Linked DNA regions of Homo sapiens: all the other regions are linked to region 3. The links are chromatin loops, found by intact Hi-C in ENCODE. Cell type or tissue: PC-3. All regions are shown on one strand. Each heading gives the region's core, and the rest is flanking DNA. Links, peaks and the distances in the headings are about the cores only.

Region 1 (6,158 bases), core at 801-5,800, 200 kb before region 3:
GGCCAGTTTCTAAGAAAAGAGCTAAGGATCTTTGAGCCAGGTAACAAGTTTTTTTAAAAGTGTGAGGAGAATTTTAATTGGTTTATAATATGAGTGGGAGATGATTTGCATTCATTTATAAAATCAAAAAGGAAGGTGCCTGAGCTGTTAAACTCGGGAATGGATTGTGTGTTTGAGTGGTGCGACCACTGATGTATAAAATGCACAGGAGAACCAATTCACTGAGGTAGGCACCTAGAGGAAAATTACTTACAACTAGATTTTCAGACCTTCTGCATCTGCCGGAGCCTGTGGCCTGGTCACTACAGGCGGGTAAGGAATGTTAAGCAGATTTCTGTGCAGAGAGGTCACTCCAGCATTGCAGTGGTTTGAACCTGGTAGGAGAAAGGGCACTTCTGACACAGCACATTGCCGTTCATTGCAAACCCTAAACACCCCCAGGACCTGATCGGGATGAATAGAAATCATCAGCTCTGGAATTAGGGGGTCCAAACACAAGGCTCTGTGGAATGATTGATGCTAAATTAATTGCTTGTTGAACAAATAAGCACATGAGTCGAAACTGGGAATTATAGCCCAGAGCAGTGCTTCTCAAACCTTAATGTGCCTATGAATTTCTTGGCGATCTTGTTAAAATAGAGTTTTTAGTTCAGTCGGTCTGAGATGAAGCCTAAGCTCCGGCATTTTTAACAAGCTCCCAAGTGATGCTGATGTCGCTGGTCTATAGACTACACTTGGTGTATCAAGAGAAGTTAAGAATTTGAGTTTGGCAAGCAGATAGAACCACATTCAAGTCCTGGCCACTTTCTGGCCGTGGAGCCTTAGGAAAATTACTTCCCTCCTCTGCACTTGATTCATGCAACAAATATGTATTGAATCTCACGTGTGGGCTGTTTAACTGTGCTTAAACAGCTGGAACAAGACAGAAAATGATGCCACTCTCCTAGGTCTTTAATTTGATGGGGAGACAGACAGGAAAAAAAGTTAAAGCAAAAATGTGTCATTACAATTTGTGATAACTGCTAGCAGTAATATTAATGGTGGCTAACATTTATTGAGAACCTACTATGGATGAGGCACTATTTAAGGAAGTTCACATATATCAACTCATTTAATCTTCATAACAACTCTGTTAGGTATGTATGCTCATCTTCTGTTTTCAGATACAAACACTGAGGCACAGGCAGGTGAGGTAACTTGCCGAACCTCACACACCAAAAAGTGGTAGAGACGTGATTTTAAGTCAATCGGTCCAGTTCTGGAATGAACGTTCTTGACTGGGGTCTGCATACTTTCTCTAAAAAGGGCCAGATGGTAAATATTTTAAGCTCTTCAGGCTATTCAGTTTCTGTCGCAAATCCTTAGCTCTGCTGCTGTAGCCCAAAAGCAGCCAAAGACAGTAAATGAGTGAGTGTGACTGTGTTCCAATAAAAGCCCCTTTACCAAATCAGGCACCTGGCCAGATTTGACCCAGTGGCTGTCGTCTGCCAATGCCTGTTCTTGATCATTATCCAAACCAGCGCATCTCACGCTGTAGGGCAGCCCTGTCCAAAATAAACATAATGGGAACCACACATGTGACTATCAGTTTTATAGTAGCCATATTAAAAAAACAGATAAAATTAATTGTAATATTTTATTTAATCCAAAATATCATAAATATTATTTCAGTAGGTAATTAACATGAAATAATTATTAATGAGATATTTTACAGTCTTTTTCACAGTGTCTCCTAAATCTGGTATGTACTTTACACCTGCAATACCTCTCAGTTCAGACAAGCCGTTTTACAGGGGCCTGGTAGTCACATGGGGCTGATGGCTAAGGTCCTGGGCGAGGCAGCTTTAAAGTATTGAGGAATCATTTGGGATGGGGCCTTATGTTCTGCTTTTCTAACAAGCCGCCAGGTGATGTTGGTCTGCAGTCCACACCCGGGACATCAAGATGAAGCCTGCCTCCCTGGGAAGAAAGGAAGAAAGTGCAGGAAGATGGCACAGGAGATGCCAGGCAGTGTAGGGTGCTCCAGGAAGGCTTCGTGAAAAGAGGGAATTAATTACATTGGAAATTGAGACCCAGAGGGTGAGAAGGAGCTAACTCAGGGAACAGTGGGAGGAAAAAGGTCTAAGCAGGATTTTAAAAACATTTTCGATTAAGTGAGTCAAAGCATGCAACCACTTAACATTGAGCTCATGAGGACTCCTAGATTTTTGTGACAATACAAAGGCAGAGAAGATACGCAGCTTTTTGGACCCTCTAGTGTCTCCCTCTCCCCATGCTGGATTAGGTACCCCCTTTCTGTGACTCCCACAGTTGCCCATATTTTCCTCATCACAGCACTTTACAGGCCTTTTGCAGGTGCCTGCTTATTTTCCGGGTCACCCACCGGGGCTGTGAGCTCTGGGCAGGCAGGGCTTGAAGCTTTATCATGGCTCTGCTCGAAGCCTGCTTGTCAGCTAGTGTGCTTTGACTGTGTGAGAATGAAGACAGGGGCCTTACAGAATAAGATTTCCACTCAAGATACAACTGAATTGTGGACCCCTTGAAAACCTTAAGGTGGAAACTCTCAAACAAAAAAATTCAGAGGAGGGAGATGAGCATTGTTTGTTTGAAGTAGGAAAAAGAGGACTTGTGGTACATATGAGCTTTGTGGTCACAGGCAGGTAAGCCACAAGCCGGAAAGCCTACAAATGTGTTCGTTGTGGCAGTCAAAGTAAGTACATGTGAATGAGCTTTGAGAGGGGGCCCTGGCCCTACACTTCCTACATGAGGCTGCTGCTTTTCTCCCTCGATATTCGCTGACCACCACAGGGCTGAATTTGGAGTTGTGGATGCACAAGCTAGTTGCAGTTATATGTAACATCGAGCTCTTCTGGGTGGTCTAAATCTAAAGCCCTGCAAACCCCACACCTCCAAACTCCACTAATGTTCATAGAAGGCTCACAGGGTTCTTTTGCCTTCTCGTTAGGATAATTTTAGACATTTTTTGTGGCATTGCCTCTCCTGAAGAGGCACTATGCACAGTGGTTACGAGAGCTGGCCTTGGCACCAGCCTGCCTGCATTTGCATCCCAGCCCTGTGCCTACCTGGGCCAGTTCCCCGACCTCTCTGTGCTCAGCTTCCTCATGTCTGAAATGGGGATAGTAACACTGCCACCCTGATAAGATGGTCATGAAGATTAATGAATAAATGTAAAGTGTTTAAAACAGTGTTTGCACACAGTCAGTGTTCACTGTTACTGTTCTAAATGGCTTCCACCTGCATTGCTGCATATGTTCCTCCCAGCAATCCTTCAGAAAAGGTGAGGCAAACCGGGGTGATTTCTGCCTAATAGCGTGGGTGATAAAAGTGAGATTCAAGGAGATGAAACAACATGACCCAGAGGGAGTGATAGAGCTCAAGTCCAGGTCTTCTAACTTCAAATTCACTTAACATTCACTTTATACTTGCTTTATGTGGGGCCTGGAATGTAGATTAGTGAATGCAGATCAACGAAGCACAGCAGAGCTCCCCCTCAGTGGTGGAGGTGGGTGTGCTAACATGGAGATACAAGCCAGTGACTGTGGAGGGGGACTGTCCTGGTCAAGGTTGTGCGAGTGCATGTTATGTGTTTGTTTTAGTGTGTCATAAAGTTGCTGGGCTCCTTGGAGGCAGATGTATCCTTTGTGGGCTTTAAAGCTGTGACTCATGGATCCCTGAGGGTGTACAAACCTTCTAGAAATTTCAAGTAAAGTGTATGCATTTATGTGTGTGCACACATTTTTCTAGGGAAAGGAGTCATACATAGCTTTGATCAGATTCTAAAAAGTGCTGACATGCCTAAAAATGATAAGCACTCCCGTTTTAGAGCAACTTAGAGGTAATTTGTGAAATTTTTTTATGACGAGAAGTCTGTGTCTTGAGTGTGAGCTTGTGCACGTTCCCCACAGACATAGAGACACTACTAGTCTGAAGAAGGAAAGTAATTCTTCTTAGGACAACCCTTCCTGCTGTTCTTCCATGTCAGCATTTCCAGTGATTTGCTGGGCCAAGGAGTAGCTGCCCTTTAGTAATTATTTAATTGCTTAGAACTTTATTTCCCCATCTGCAAAGTGGGAGGCGATAGCTTCTACTTCACAACACTCTATGGGGGGTTTCACCCTCAAACATACCCCAAATGTAATAGGCCCTCAATGAACCTGACCTCCCTTCTTTATCTGGTGTCAAGCTTTCCGTTGGATCTATTCCAGGAGATATTCTTGGAGAATTGTCTTTTTTAAAAATTATTATCATATTCCCATGCTTTTCCTCCTGGATAAAGGTTGTATCTTTTCCCCAGAATGATTCTCATTTCCTGTCTTTGGCCTTTATAGAGCAGGTTCATTCTCTCTTGTTCTCCTTCCATCTATTATGACATCTTGGGAAAGCCCACCTGTTCTTCCTTCTGCAATTCGATTCATTGAGTTGTGCTCTGTTATTTGTTGTCTTTTGTAATTGGTAAGTGGTATTTTTGGTCCATTATTGTCTTATGTGAGAAGAGAACAAAATAATCCCGCTACCCTCACCCTAAGAAAATTTAAATTCCATGTTGTTGCCCTCCAAAACTAGAGTGCAGGTATTTCAAGCAGTCATTTTACGTGTTAAATAAAAGAGGCGATGTGCAAATGTGAAAACAGGCACCATCTAAGCTTGACTTTTACCTTAGAAGCATTACAGTGTTCATAGTGCTTCATCCACTTCTGGGATTTGTTGTATTGATTCTTTCAGCCTCCTGGGCAGAAGCAGAGTGGCACAGGCATGGGTGAGGTCAAGGGTTGAGCATGGGAGTCCGAAAGGCCTGTTGTGGACTCCTTCCCTGCCACTTGACAGCTGTGCAGACCTGGACACATCACATAGCTTTTCTGAGCCTTGGCATCTGTGAAACGGGGAGTAGTGGTAACCAGAGTATATGTATTAGAGGGCTAGGGCTGCCGTAATCAAGTACCACAACCTGGGTGGGTGGCTTAAACAATGGAAATTTGTCGTTTTACAGTTCTGGCAACTACAAGCCCGAGGTGAAGGTGTCAGCAGAGCTGTTCCTCCTGAGGGCTCTAAGGGAGAATCTGTTCAGTGTGTCCACTTCACTGCTGGGAGTTTGCTGATGATCTTTGGCATTCCATGGCTTAGAGATCCGTCACCCCAATCTTTGCCTTCATCTTCACTTAATCTCTTTGCGTGCATGGCAGCTGCTGGGTCCAAATTTTCCCTTTGTATAAGGACACCAGTCATATTAGATTAAGGCTGACCCTAATGCCCTTCTTTTAACCTGATTACCTCTACAAAGACCCTATTTCCAAACCAAGTTACATTCTGAGACATTGTGGATTAGGGCTTCAACATATATTTCAGGAGGATGCAATTCAACCTATAGTAATAACTAATTACCACATAGGGTTGTTAGGACGATTCGATGAGATAGTCCACAAAAAAGAGCTTTTTGCAGTGCCTGGCACATGGTAAGCCCTAGGTGAATTGAGCCTTATTAGTGTGGGAACTTATCATGCCCTCGTTCAACCAGAAGCTGACCTTTCTCCCTTACAAGTCTGGGCATTTTTCTGTGTTTTGTTTAGTTTTGTTTTGCTTTTCCTTGTCTCTCATTTTTCATCAACCCAAATTGAAATGGAAAAGGCAATGCATAGAGCAGTTGAAACATGGACAATTCTGTCATTTGACCATCAGAATTCCTTCTACTGTCATTTCTCCTCAGTTTGAATTTATATTAGTAAAAACAGATTTGTGTGTGTAAAAATACACAGAAACATACTATAACAGTTCAATCCGTGTAAATCATTTGAGAAGCTGTCCTAAATAGCAGAATGGGTTTATCTGAGGGGAAATTTTGAAACCAAAGTAATTATCAGATGGCCATTTTTTTCAAAAAAAAAAAAAAAATCAAAACTAGTCCAGTATTGAGAAAACACGTTATTGGAATCAAATAAGCTGGCAGCAAAGTCTGCCGTTCCGTGTGTACTGCTATGGTATCCGAAACATAATTATCAAGTTTAAGTTAATTAGACTAATGCTCAGAAAATCTGGCCTGGCAGCTTGCGGTAAGTAATTATATATACTGATTAAAAATGTAATACGTGGTGAGCAGAGGCAAAGGCAACTCCATTCGACACAGCCTGTGCACATACATAATT
Region 2 (6,158 bases), core at 801-5,800, 90 kb before region 3:
CCTGGCAGCTCTCTGCTTATTATTCTGTGACCTTGAGGGGATTATCTAGTTCCACGTGCTTTAGACTTATTTATGAAATGACAATGGTAATAACTAACCAACCACAGGTTGCTATAAGGGTTAAATACAATAATATGCTTCTAAGTCTTTATAAACCATGAAGGGCCACTTAACTGTGAAGCATCCTAATTATTTATTAAAGATGCCAAGTCCTTCCCCAGGCTGGATTGCTTTCTATCCCTAATGGGCAGAAAACCTGGAGTATAATATTTTGATACCTAACATTTAAAAATACATAAGCCATGTGCTATTATTGTCCAAGTGATAACACCATTTTGTGATTATTAACCAAACAATAAATTCTCCAAAGACTCCTAGGGATGTAACTTTGTCTTTCTCATGATTTTTCTGTGGGTATCCATGGAAGCACAGCAAAGAGTTTTTGCCTCTAAATATTCTCATATGGAAATTCTGATTACATTCCACTACATATCAGCAATGAGAAGTCTAAAATACACAAAATACAACATTTATCTTTAGACTATATTAATATTTTATTTATGTGATGGTCTGACATCTGAGCCCAGAATAAATATTTTAGAAATTTCTTTAATTTCTCAAAAATCCTTTAATTGATCCTTCTTTTGGCTAGTCTCTTTCTTCAGTATTAAACTTTGAACTCCTGAGTTACAATTAGCAGCACACACTGCCGTCCTTACAAACAGAGGGAGTTAAGTTTCATATACCCAAATGTTCAGTCTAGCAGCATCCACCATGGTTCTGGCTGCTGCCAGGACCCAGAGGTTGTGATTAAGAGTCCATTCATGCTGTCGGTGGCACCACTGGAACTAAATTGCATCTCTTGGCCTTTGGCTTCCAGGTTTATAAAACTATGAAAGCCATATTCGTTTCCTTCATTGGCTTGCTCTAAGAAGCTAACACCAGTGTTGCCGGCCCATTCAAAAATGCATGACATAAATGTCAAAGCCCCATCTGAATGATGTTTTTCTTGTAGAAATTGTTTTTCCTAAGGTGATTTTAATAACATAGCTAGCCATCTGGCATACCTAGGGTAAGCAGAGAGAAGAGGACCCAATATTTAGATTTATCAATAAGTAAATTTAAGACTAATGATGTTTTACATTATGTGAGTACTTTCTACTTTGTCAGAAGATCTGTCACAGGATTCCTGTAGCGAGCTTTCCTGGAGCATTTGAAATGTGATTCGATTTATGGAAAATCAATTCACAGGTTACTTTTTGAGGATATATTTATTTTATAAAGTATCAAACCTTAGGGATCCTGATTTTTTTCAAATAAAGTTTGCCTGTGTGGAGTGTGCCAGGGCAGGAGTTTGAGGAGGTTATATTGTGTAGGGAAGATATCTGATAAATACATTTTGGATGATAGGATGAATGAAAAAACAAGTGGATGGTTGGATGGGTAGGTGAGAAGACAGATGAATCAATGAATGAGTTAGCAAATGAAATAAATGAATTAGAGTTTTGGAAGATTTTCTGAATTGTCAGAAGGGAAAGGGGATGTTTACTAGCTACCAGTTCATTCATGCCTAAGTCACGCCCTTGCCCAGTCTGTGGCATTCCAAAATGCAAGCATGAATATGGAATCAAATAAATATTTTTCAAATGTCAGTGTACCTGGGGTGAAAAGAAAAAGAGACGATGACTGTCAAGGTAACAAATTTACATATTTATTTCAGACTATATTAAATTAAAAAGTGACATCCATCAAAATTACCTAAGCCAAAGTTATTGTTGATCCTTCCCACATTGTTAAATTCTGTGGTCATTCTGACACCCCACACCATTTACCCAGCAGCAGCATTTAGGGTGGATGACAACTTGCACCTTATTTTTTTATTTTTTTTTTTTTTGAGATGAGGTCTCTTGCTCTATCACTCAGGCTGAAGTCCAGTAGCATGATCACAGCTCACTGCAGCCTTGACCTCCTGGGCTCTGGTGATCCTCCCATTTCAGCCTCCCAAGTAGCTGGGACTACAGGTGCATGCCATTACACCAGGCTAATTTTTGTATATTTTGTAGAGATGGGCTTTGCCATGTTGCCCAGGCTGGTCTCTAACTCCCGGGTTTAAGCAATCTGCCTGCCCCAGCCTCCCAAAGTGCTGGGATTATAGGCATGAGCCATCGTGCCCGGCTGCACCTTCTTGATACATTGTCCTCCCTTGGCTTCCAGAAGTCTCAATTGTCATGGTTTCATGAGCAAGTTTGCTTCCAGGAGCCCCCATCAACAGAGGCATGTGCTTTCACTCCAGCCACATTAGACTCCTCACTGTCCCCAGACATTCTTTGCCATTCCCAACTGTGGTGCCTTTGCTTCTACTGATTATTCTGCCCAGAGTGATCTCCACATTCCTTTCTTCCTAGTGAAACTCCATTCATGCTTTGAGACCCGAAATTACTAGTTCCTCATCCCAAAGCCTTTTAGGAATTCTCTTCCTATCCTCCAATCTCTCTCCTCTACTTGGTTTCTGCCTCTATGTAGTAGCACTGATAACAGGAGTGATCCAAGCGATTATAGGAGGGATGGGAACAGTAATAGGCGTAATAAAATGGGGAGGAAGAGAAGCAGATAGATTTAGTGAACATTTACTATTACTAGACACTGGGCTAATTCTTTCATATTCATTATTTTACCGAATCCTTACAAGGGCAGTTATTAGCATCACTTTATAGAGGACACACCTGAGGCTTTAAGCGGGTGTTTGAATTACCTGAGATCATCCAGCTAAAGTGTGGAAGTGAGCTGTGAAACCCAGGCCTAACTCTGTCCAGAGTCAAAATGCAAAACCACCAGCATTTGGTGTGGATGATCACTCGCAACTTTTTTTTTTTCAAAGTCTTACCCTGTCACTCAGGCTAGAGTGCAGTGGTCATTCTAATACCCCACACTATTTACCCACTAGCAGCATTTGGTGTGATCACAGCATGATGCTGCCCCATAACACTGTGTTAGATTTATTGGTGTCTCTAGCTCCCCATCTCCTCCTTGAGGGCAAGGAAGTGTCTCTATAGTTCCAATGTTTGGTTAGTACCAGGTGTTTAGGGCATGTTTTTTAACTAAATGAAGGAAGGTGGCATATTTTCAAGAGTAAGAATGGGCTTGTGATGATCTCTGCTGAGCTTTTGTACACAATTTTGGAGGTAGCCAGTAAAAGCCAGTTGGGCTCTGTCTTAACTGGACCTGCCAGTCCCAAAATGGGGATGGGAATTGTGTGGGAGTCATTTTAGTGTGAAATCACACTGCTTCCAGGGTGAAGAGGCCCTTCCACCCTGGGTATTTCACAATTTCTTGGCCTTACTTCTGGCTGCCTGATATACTTAGTTGGATGTTTACATAGCAGAGTTTACTCTAGCAGAGGAAGAATGAGTATGTCCTCTCTGTGGCAAGCAGTTGAACTTACTGAGACTGACACCAGTCAGATTTTATCTCAGTGGCTCTTTCACCTCTTGGTAGCCCCTTGAAAAACCTTATTTACTCAAGATGAGCCCTGGCTTTCAACTGCTATTGGAGGACATCCTTCAATTCACTCTCAATGAACAGCGGGGATAGCTCAGTCCTCACTCACATTCCTGCCCCCTTTCCCTACTTGTCCTCATCAAAGCCCGCTCAAGACTACCACCACCATCTTTTCGTTGCATTTATTGCTCCTATACGCTCCCTCAGATCTCCCTGTCTTTTTTTTTTTTTTTTTTTTTTTTTTGAGACGGAGTCTCGCTCTGTCGCCCAGGCTGGAGTGCTGTGGCGCAATCTCGGCTCACTGCAAGCTCCGCCTCCCGGGTTCACGCCATTCTCCTGCTTCAGCCTCACGATCCCTGTCTCTTAACAGCCAAGCAATGCATGCCCTTTGGTCAGGTCACACTCTAAATAAGGACAACACCAATAAGTCAGAACGTTGTGCACTTGTAGAGTGCGTTGTGACTTATCAAATGTCTTTTTACCCATTATGTTAATTGCACTTTTCTAGTACGGGTGCACCATACTTTCTCCTGGAGCAAAACTCTTAAGTCAGTTTATTTTTTTTCAAATTCAGAAGATGAGAACCATGCAGGATATCATTAAAATAAATCTTTCATTTTATGTTTTACCAAAGATACTTGGTGTCTACTATAATACCTGTAAGTCGGCTCAGCACAAGGACTACAGAGACAACTGTGATAGTATCCCTGCTCCCAGGTGCCCCTGCTTTGGAGCCCAGATAAAAAATAAATAAATAAACAATTGCAAAGGCTGAGGAAAGTGGAACTTACAGGGATAAACACACACAAGAAAACACAGGAATGGGGAAACATCACTGCTAGGGTTGACCAAGAGGATGTGAATCATGAAGAAGGGTTATTCCATGCACAAATACCAAGAAAGGGGTCCTTTTTAAATTACAGCAATATGTATTGAATGCCTACCACATTTCAGGCATGGAGGATATGACAGTGGGTATGACAAATGTCCTTGCTCTCAAGGAGATTATAGTCTAGTGGAAAGACTAGCAAACAGATCAATCCAAAAGAAGCTTTAGAAAGCTGTGATCTTTTTAGACTTGTGCCACAGAACCATGACACCCTCCCACTCCATGCTGACCTTGTCACTGCCATGTACTAGTCTTCTGGTCATTCCTTCCCATCCATCAGAGATGTGGGCATCTGACTCATGGACTGCCTCTTCAACCGAGACAATGCTTTTTATGTGGCAATCTATCTGCATCCCTGCCTCTCAGGTTCTGACATCCTCATCTCCAATAAGCCCCTCTTCTATTTGCTCTCTATCACCTCCTGGGAAGTTACACCCTAGACCCTGTGATCACTCAACATTTCTCCATGGCCATAAGCCTGAATTTTAGCCTTAGGTTCTGACTATGGACTCCTCTCCTACTATTTTCTTTAACTATATTCTCTAAGACTCTTTATTGACTTCCCAGGGACTGCTGACCCCTTGAGCAGAAGTTGGGTGTATTCTGCCTTCCCAAATACTCAAAGGCAAAAGACTTTGCCACCATTTCCTGTCAAAGTGCTTAATGTAGTAGGTGTTCAGTAGAAATTTATCCAGTCTTTGTTGATGTTTATAGAGCACCTGCTAAGTGCCTGGCACAGTGGTGGAGTGGGCAGGCACGGCAACTGTAGTCACTTTTACAGCCTGCTGGTGACTACACATCTGAATCCATTGTCTGGAGGTCATCTCTGAAAACACTAATAAGAAACTGTTCTTAAAAGTTTTTAGAAGCTTAATCTTCTTGGCCAATTCTCCCCAGGCCCCAAAGAGAAAAATCAGGGTCCATCCTATTACAATTCCATAATTGTTTGATTCTTTTCTACTAAGAACCACTAGGATGAACTAGCTAAGAAATGACTTTGCAGGCACCATCTATTTTAGGTAGATCTTCTTTTCTTTGCTTGTAGCAGTTTTCTATACTTGATACTTTGCTCAAAACTCCTCAAATTCCCATTGGAATTAGAGGGCTTACCACCTTCAGGGGGCCTTTCAAATGATAAAGGAAGTCAAATATATTTCTAAAGCCAAGCCAGGAAAGCCCAGCAGCTTTGAAAGCATAAGCACAGGGTCTTTATAGTGACTGAGTAATATTAGGGCACCAAGTACTCCAAAATAAGGGGAAAAGAAGCACATTTTTATGTCATTCTTTTAGAAGAGGATCCATGATGAAGAAATGGGTCTAAGTGTGAGTTTCCATTGTCAGGATACTACAGCAGCCAGAGTGGTCTGTTAAAAGTTTCAAAACCCGGTGACTCAGACCTCTACACTTATGGTCAAAGCCAGTCTTGAATGAGGCCAGTGAGGGTCTGCATGATCTGAGCCAGAGCGACCTCCCTCCTGCTCATCACACATTAGCCACTATGGTAGCTTCCTGGTTTCTCTCACAGGGCCAAGTTGACTTTTGTCTTCAGGGCGTTTGAACTTGCTCTTCTGCTTGGAACCCTCTTCCTCCAGATTCTTCTATTACTGGCTTCTTCCTGCCAAATGGGGCTCATCACCCAATGTAGTTACTCCTAGCCTTAGTCATTCTCCATGCATGGTCCAGTTTGTTTGAATGCTTAGCATGCAACTTGAAATTATCTGTTGGCTTATTTATTTCAGTTATTTATTATTCCCAGCCCCCTTCAGAGTGT
Region 3 (6,158 bases), core at 591-5,590:
AGAAAACCCTCCAAGCTGTGACCCTTTTTTAGAATTAAGACCTTTGAGAGAAAACAGTTTAATCCAATGTTCCCGGGGCTTGCTCAGCCAGGGAACCATTTTGTATCCTGGTTGTAGCAGTGTGACTGTGTGTGTGTGTGTGTGTGTGTGTGTGTGTGTGACAGAGTGAGAGAGAGAGAGAGAAAAAAAGAGAAAGAAAAAGAGGGAGAGAGAGCGCACGTATGCCTATGTACATGTGGTAGCCAATAACATTCCACAGACCCCACTCTGAAAACGTTCTCCCGGTAAACTGACTGCAGGAAACCTCCAGCCTGTCCTGCCTCAAGGCTCCCTGAGCTCTGAAATGCATTCTGCAGCTGGTACTACCCTCTGAGTACTGATGGCAGCTCCTGACTTGGAGGGTAGCCCCTAAAACAGGATGTCTTTCTCTGGCAGCAGAAAGGAAGGAAGTGGTCCACCTGAGCCTTGGGAATTGAGACTTTTGGGAACTGGGATGTGAAGGCTGAGAACGGGGAACCCAGATACCAGCCACAGTCCCATTTGCAGAGGCAACAGGATTTCTAACCAGGCCTCAGGCACTATTACTTGAGTTGTTAAGAGACAGCTGTCTTCACCTGATAGAGGTATTCACGAGGCCTGAAAATAAGCCCTTCTGGCAAAAATCCATCCTATACACCCATGAGGCACTTCCAAAATCCAAATGTTATAAAGAAAGTTTGACAGCACACAGGAAGCTGATATGTACACCTAACCTGTATTTTCTCATCCAAATGGGGTACCCAAAAGTGTGTCTGGAAATAGAGCACACAAGAGAGGAAGGAAAGTGGAGTAGGGACAAAGGAGAGAGGGGAGAGGGGGAGAGAACAACAGAGAGAGATCTAAGTTAAGGCTTCAGAACTGTGACACTCCGGCCAGTGCTGGCCATGAGACACCTGCTGAGGAAGGAAGCAAAGTGCCCTTTGCTTCTTTTTATTTTATTTTTAATTGATAAATAATAATTGTACATACTTATGGGGTATAACATGAAGTTACAATATGTACGATGTATAGAGGTCAAATCAAGATAATTCACATACATCAACTCAAACATCAATCATTTCTTTCTGTTGGGGATATTCAAAAGCCTCTCTTCTAGCTATCTAAAATATATAATAAATTACTGTTAGTTATAGTCATCCTACAGTGCCCTTTCTTCTGAGCCAGAGAAAAGAGACACACTCAAAAAAGACGTAAAATAACTCTGCTGAGATGAACATCTTGCATGCCCATTTGCTCTGCCAAACAGTCAAATCCCTCCAATAATTTAGAAATACAGGGTTATCTTGGGATATGGAGTGTGTCCCTACCACCAATCTGGACTCACCAACTGGGACTGTATTTTTGGTTTGGAATTAGCATGGACACAAGCTCAGAGGCAAAACTCACCATAAAAAAAAAAAATCCCATGGAGGCAAAGAATGGAACATCAAGAAAATGCTCTTACAAGCAGAACGTCAGACTAATGATGACGCTGGGATGAAACCAAGGAATATACAGTAGGAAATTCATTCAGACAATTAAGACACGAGGGCCATTAACTTAGTGACAGATTCCCACCCCTGGAGTTAACTGCTGTTTGCTAGCTGTGTGACTTTAGAAGTACTGCCAGACCTCTCTGGGCTTTATTTCCCTCATCAGTAAAGTGGTGATTAAAAGTTCCTACCCAGTAATGCTGCTGTGAGGTTTTAAGATTTTCTTAGAATAGCACCTGGCACATACTAGGCATTGAATAAATGATAGTTGTTATTATTGTTGCTGTTATTATTAATGTAATATGTAGTATGTTCTGCTAAGCAGGACAGAGGAAAATAGTAGCAGAATTAAATTCTAAGCAAAAGGGACAGGTTGGCATGTTTTTATTTGAGAGGACGAATCCCGCTGTGAGTTAACTCTTGGTGGCTTTTGTCTGGTGATGCTGAGTTACTTCTGGGACAATAAGCACGAGGCTGCTGCTATAGTCTCAAGATTCAACAGTAAATCACTGTGTATCCCTGCATCGTGTTGTTATTCTATGGATTAAACAAGATAATGCATGTAAAATGCTTAGCCCATAGTGGCATTTAATAAATAGCAGCTATTATTTCTGATATTCTCATTATCAATATCATTACAGCAATAATAATATTGTCACATACTAGCACCGAGTGATCCAATTTACAGTCTAACAATCATGCAGATGGAAGACTCAGCTGCAGCCTACCTGTTTTCCAAAAGGGGGTTAAAACTGATTTTCATCTTTTCCCTTTTTACGGTGAGATGATGAATATAAAAGTGTTTTGTAAATTCTAATGTATATTTCATCTTTTTTCTGAAAAATTAAAAAAATTAAAAGGCTCTCCCAATTTGTGGTCTCCAAGGTATTTTGCCTGCTACATTTTATTTTCAAAATGTTACCAGTACTTAATTCTCCCTGGTTCTCAGCAGTGGAAATGCTACGCCAATTGAAAGCCTCTGTCTGGAACACAAGAGAAATTCCGCCATCTGCTGGCCACTCGGAGAACTGCTCGGGAGAAGCTGCCCACAGACCCGTAACTACGGGGGTGGTAAAGGTGCAGGAAGGCTGACAGTCACCTGCCCGGTGGTTTGAGATCCAAGGGGGCATGGAGGACCCAGCCATCACTGTGGTCTCTGGAGGGTCACAGCTTGAATCCGTCTGCCATGCTCCTGCATGTGTGGCATCTGTCCCTGCCTGTCTCTCAGGACAACACCTGCCTTTGCAACTCTAGAAGCAGATGATAATTCAGAGACAGCAGGCCTGAGGTGCCAATCACTCTGTTCCTTGGCATTTTGCCCCATTCTTAGCCTGGCAGCACATCAAAGCCTGTTGCCTTCTGGCCTCTGCTGGAGGCTTAGGCCGCCACAGGCTCCAGGTCTCCTTGGCTATGTCCCTTCCTCTCCCCAGGGCCTCCACCATGTGTGAGACAATGCAGCCCACCAGGAATTGAGGCAGGGGCCACCCCCACTGAGCTGGGTGAACAGAGATGCTGTCCAACCCCAGGGCTTACTGCGCCAGGTTCCACCTCTCCTGGGCAGTGAGCAGCTCTTGTCAAGTCCTTATTTTATTTAATTTTATTTTTTATTTTTTTTCAGACGGAGTCTCGCTCTGTCACCCTGGAGTGCAGTGGCGCGATCTCGGCTCACTGCAAGCTCCGCCTCCTGGGTTCACGCCATTCTCCTGCCTCAGACTCCCGAGTAGCTGGGACTACAGGCGCCCGCCACCACGCCCGGCTAATTTTTTGTATTTTTAATAGAGACGGGGTTTCACCGTGTTAGTCAGGATGGTCTCGATCTCTTGACCTCGTGATCCGCCCACCTCGGCCTCCCAAAGTGCTGGGATTACAGGCGTGAGCCACCGCGCCCGGCCCAAGTCCTTATTTTAAACACACATTTCAACACAGAGAAAGCCTCACACACAATGGAAGGCTCTTAGCACCTAGGAAGAGGACTCTAGGAGACTGCTTCTGAGCCAAATGCATTAATGTGTAGACCATACAGAAGCTGACCCATGTTGAGCACTTACCATATGCCAGGCATTGTCACATGTGTTTTCATGGATTAAGGCATTTAATCCTTACAACAACTCTCTGAAGAAGATACAATTACTATCCTTATTTTACAGGTGAGAAAACTGAGGCACAGACAGTCCCAGCAGCTTACACAAGGATTTCTAGCTTGCCACTGGTGGAGCTGGGACTTGAACCCAGGCTGCCTGGCTCCAGAATTCACATTTCCAATCCCTATGTTTGATCTAAATACTTAATTTAACATGGAAAGACCAAACACAGTAATACTCCTTATGCACAATTTTGCTTTCATGGTTCCAGTTACCCAAAGTCAATTGGAAGTCAGAAGATATTCAATGGAGAACTCCAGAAATAAACAATTCATCAATTTTAAATTGCATGCTCTCTGAGTGTGATGAAATCCTGCTCTGTCCTGCCTGGGATGTGAATCCTCCCTTTGTCCAGTGTGTCTGCACTGTCCACACTCCCTGCCCATTAGTCACTTGGCAGCGAGTTTGTTTATTAGATCGACTGCCAAGGGACTGCGTGCTTGTGTTCACGGAACCTGTATTGTACTTATTAAAAGCCCCAAAGCATAAGAGTAGTGATGCTGGGATATTGTTGTAATTGTTCCATTTTTATTATTGTTGTCATTAATTTCTTACTGTGCCTAATTTATATTAAACTTTATCATAGACATGTATGTATAGGAAAAAAATATAGTATATATAGGTATACAGGGTTTTGTACCATTCGTGGTCTCAGACATCCACTGGGGGTCTTGGAATGGTCACCTGAAGATAAGGGTGGACTACCGTAATGCAAGAGCATGAGAGGTCATTGACATGATGGAGTCTTATGATCACAAGCAGAGGCTCCCCGGTACTGACAATGGGGATCCAACTTGAGAGATCACAGATGAGTGATGGCTAGAGTGAAAGAAGGAGGTTCTGGGAAACAGGAACCCAGCGAGAATCAGGGATGGGTCAGTACAGTCATATGAGAACATGAAAGAGATAGAGACCAACAGGAAAACAAAGACCAAGGGACAAAAGTCTTATCCATTTATTTAGTCTTCATATTTATTTATATTTATTATTGAAACTGAATAAACTTAGCTCAACCACAGACCCATGCAGCTCGTGGAGCTGAGGAGGGGCACTGCTGATAAACAGCATGAAATAGTTCAGTTGCCAGACTGGGGGTTGGCCTTGGTGTTAAACCACTGCCCAACACGGCAGGACTAGCGGACCATCTTCCATGCCCTCAGGTGTGGTGGACTGCTCACACCTACCCATCCCTACCACCAACAGGCCCTGCGAATGGCACTGTCACTCTCACAGGGTCTACAGGAGGCCAGGCACTGAGACTGCTGGGGAGACCAGGAGACTGCATTACATACTACATGTACCCCACCTTCATGGAGTTTACATTCTGGTGGGGGCAAGGGAAGGGCACAGAATGCAAACAGGTAAAGTAAGTAAAATAGTTACAAATTGGAAGATATGCTTTAAAGGAAATGAACAGGACACTGTGCTGGTGAACAATGGGGAAAAAGATCCACTGAACACAGAGAAAACCCAGCAGTGTTTGGCCAGGCCTCTCATTTCAAAGGGCCTCCTATTCCCAATGCTGCGGAGCCTTGCAAAGGTGCAGGGGGCAACTTACAGACCGAAAGATGTCACACTTGCGGCTCTGATCAGTCCTGTGCCAGGACCTCACCACCACACCGCAGGACTCAGCTTCTATGCTACATGTTCTTTTAATGAACTCTCCATCTTCTTGTGTGTCAGTGAATTTGAGTCCCATTGTATCTTTCATTGTGATAGACAAATGATATAATTTTAATTATTCTGCAAATTTGGGCCCTTGATTTGGCTTTTCATTTGTTGGGGGAGGCGTGGGAGCCTCAAAAACAGGTGTGTTTAGCTGCTGGTGCTGAAGGAAGGCCTCCAGGAGGGGGGTGGACTTCAAGTTGGGAGCTGCAGGAAGAACTGAGGGGAAGAAGGGCACTTCCAGCTGTATGATGAGGCTACTACCTGTTTGGAGGACAAAAGCCAACTCTCAAGGACTTACATTAAAAAGAAAATTTAAATACAGTTAGGAAATAAAAGATCTCGGTAAGTTCTAGTAGAAAGGCGTAGAATAAGTCCAAGACAAACCGATTCTAATTTAGCCAAAAGTGGGAAGAACAAAGACCTTCTGTACAACTTAACACTATCCTTAAGCTTGATTTCTCAAGATTCACAGGGAGAGATTTTGAAATGAATCACTGAATTGTAAGAAGCTAGGTCAACTGGCAGATTGTGTATCTCAGATTCATCCTGCTTCTGAAAATAGGCATTAAAACTGCAGCAACCTGGAAAAAATAAAAGCTGAGGTGGGATTTTAAATGACAGCCATAAGGACATGCCTTGTGGTGAAAGATGGTGGTTGGATAAGGAAGGGCTGCTCAGCTGTCTACTAAGGGACGCGGTCTCTGGTTCATTCCTCAAGAGTTTCCATAGGCTGCACAGGACAACAGCTTTCTCATTTAGGCTGGAGTTGAGGATGCTTAAAGTTTTGTTTTTTTCCACAACTACCTGCACTTTGAGGGCAACAAAGTGAGAATGACTC

What was found. A loop is a pair of places that touch in the nucleus more often than their neighbours do. Peaks named below come from ENCODE experiments on the same cell type or tissue, not always from the same donor. Only the 100,000 strongest peaks of a DNase experiment are listed, where the experiment ranks them.
Region 1: it touches region 3 in a loop (4-fold over the local background); 2 of 110 quality-filtered maps call a loop at or near these places.
Region 2: a loop joins it to region 3, with 9 times the contacts of the local background. A loop is called at or near these places in 2 of 110 quality-filtered maps.

What each region holds. Positions count from the first base shown.
Region 1 is chr3:59,769,481-59,775,638 of GRCh38, reverse strand. All of the region lies in intron 8 of FHIT (fragile histidine triad diadenosine triphosphatase), which reads left to right. The region is part of intron 6 of CFAP20DC-DT (CFAP20DC divergent transcript); the gene reads right to left. Among named protein-coding and RNA genes, the nearest start is that of CFAP20DC-DT, 690 kb to the right of the region's middle. In PC-3, for the core only: no CTCF peak of the experiment used is centred there; a DNase peak (open chromatin) is centred at 3,658.
Region 2 is chr3:59,661,819-59,667,976 of GRCh38, reverse strand. The region is part of intron 6 of CFAP20DC-DT (CFAP20DC divergent transcript); the gene reads right to left. Among named protein-coding and RNA genes, the nearest start is that of CFAP20DC-DT, 580 kb to the right of the region's middle. In PC-3, for the core only: no CTCF peak of the experiment used is centred there; a DNase peak (open chromatin) is centred at 3,356; H3K27ac peaks cover 971 bases.
Region 3 is chr3:59,571,973-59,578,130 of GRCh38, reverse strand. The region is part of intron 6 of CFAP20DC-DT (CFAP20DC divergent transcript); the gene reads right to left. Among named protein-coding and RNA genes, the nearest start is that of CFAP20DC-DT, 490 kb to the right of the region's middle. RefSeq lists a silencer at 2,394-2,688. In PC-3, for the core only: a CTCF peak has its summit at 2,527 (motif pointing left); DNase peaks (open chromatin) are centred at 2,520, 2,810 and 4,040; H3K27ac peaks cover 395 bases.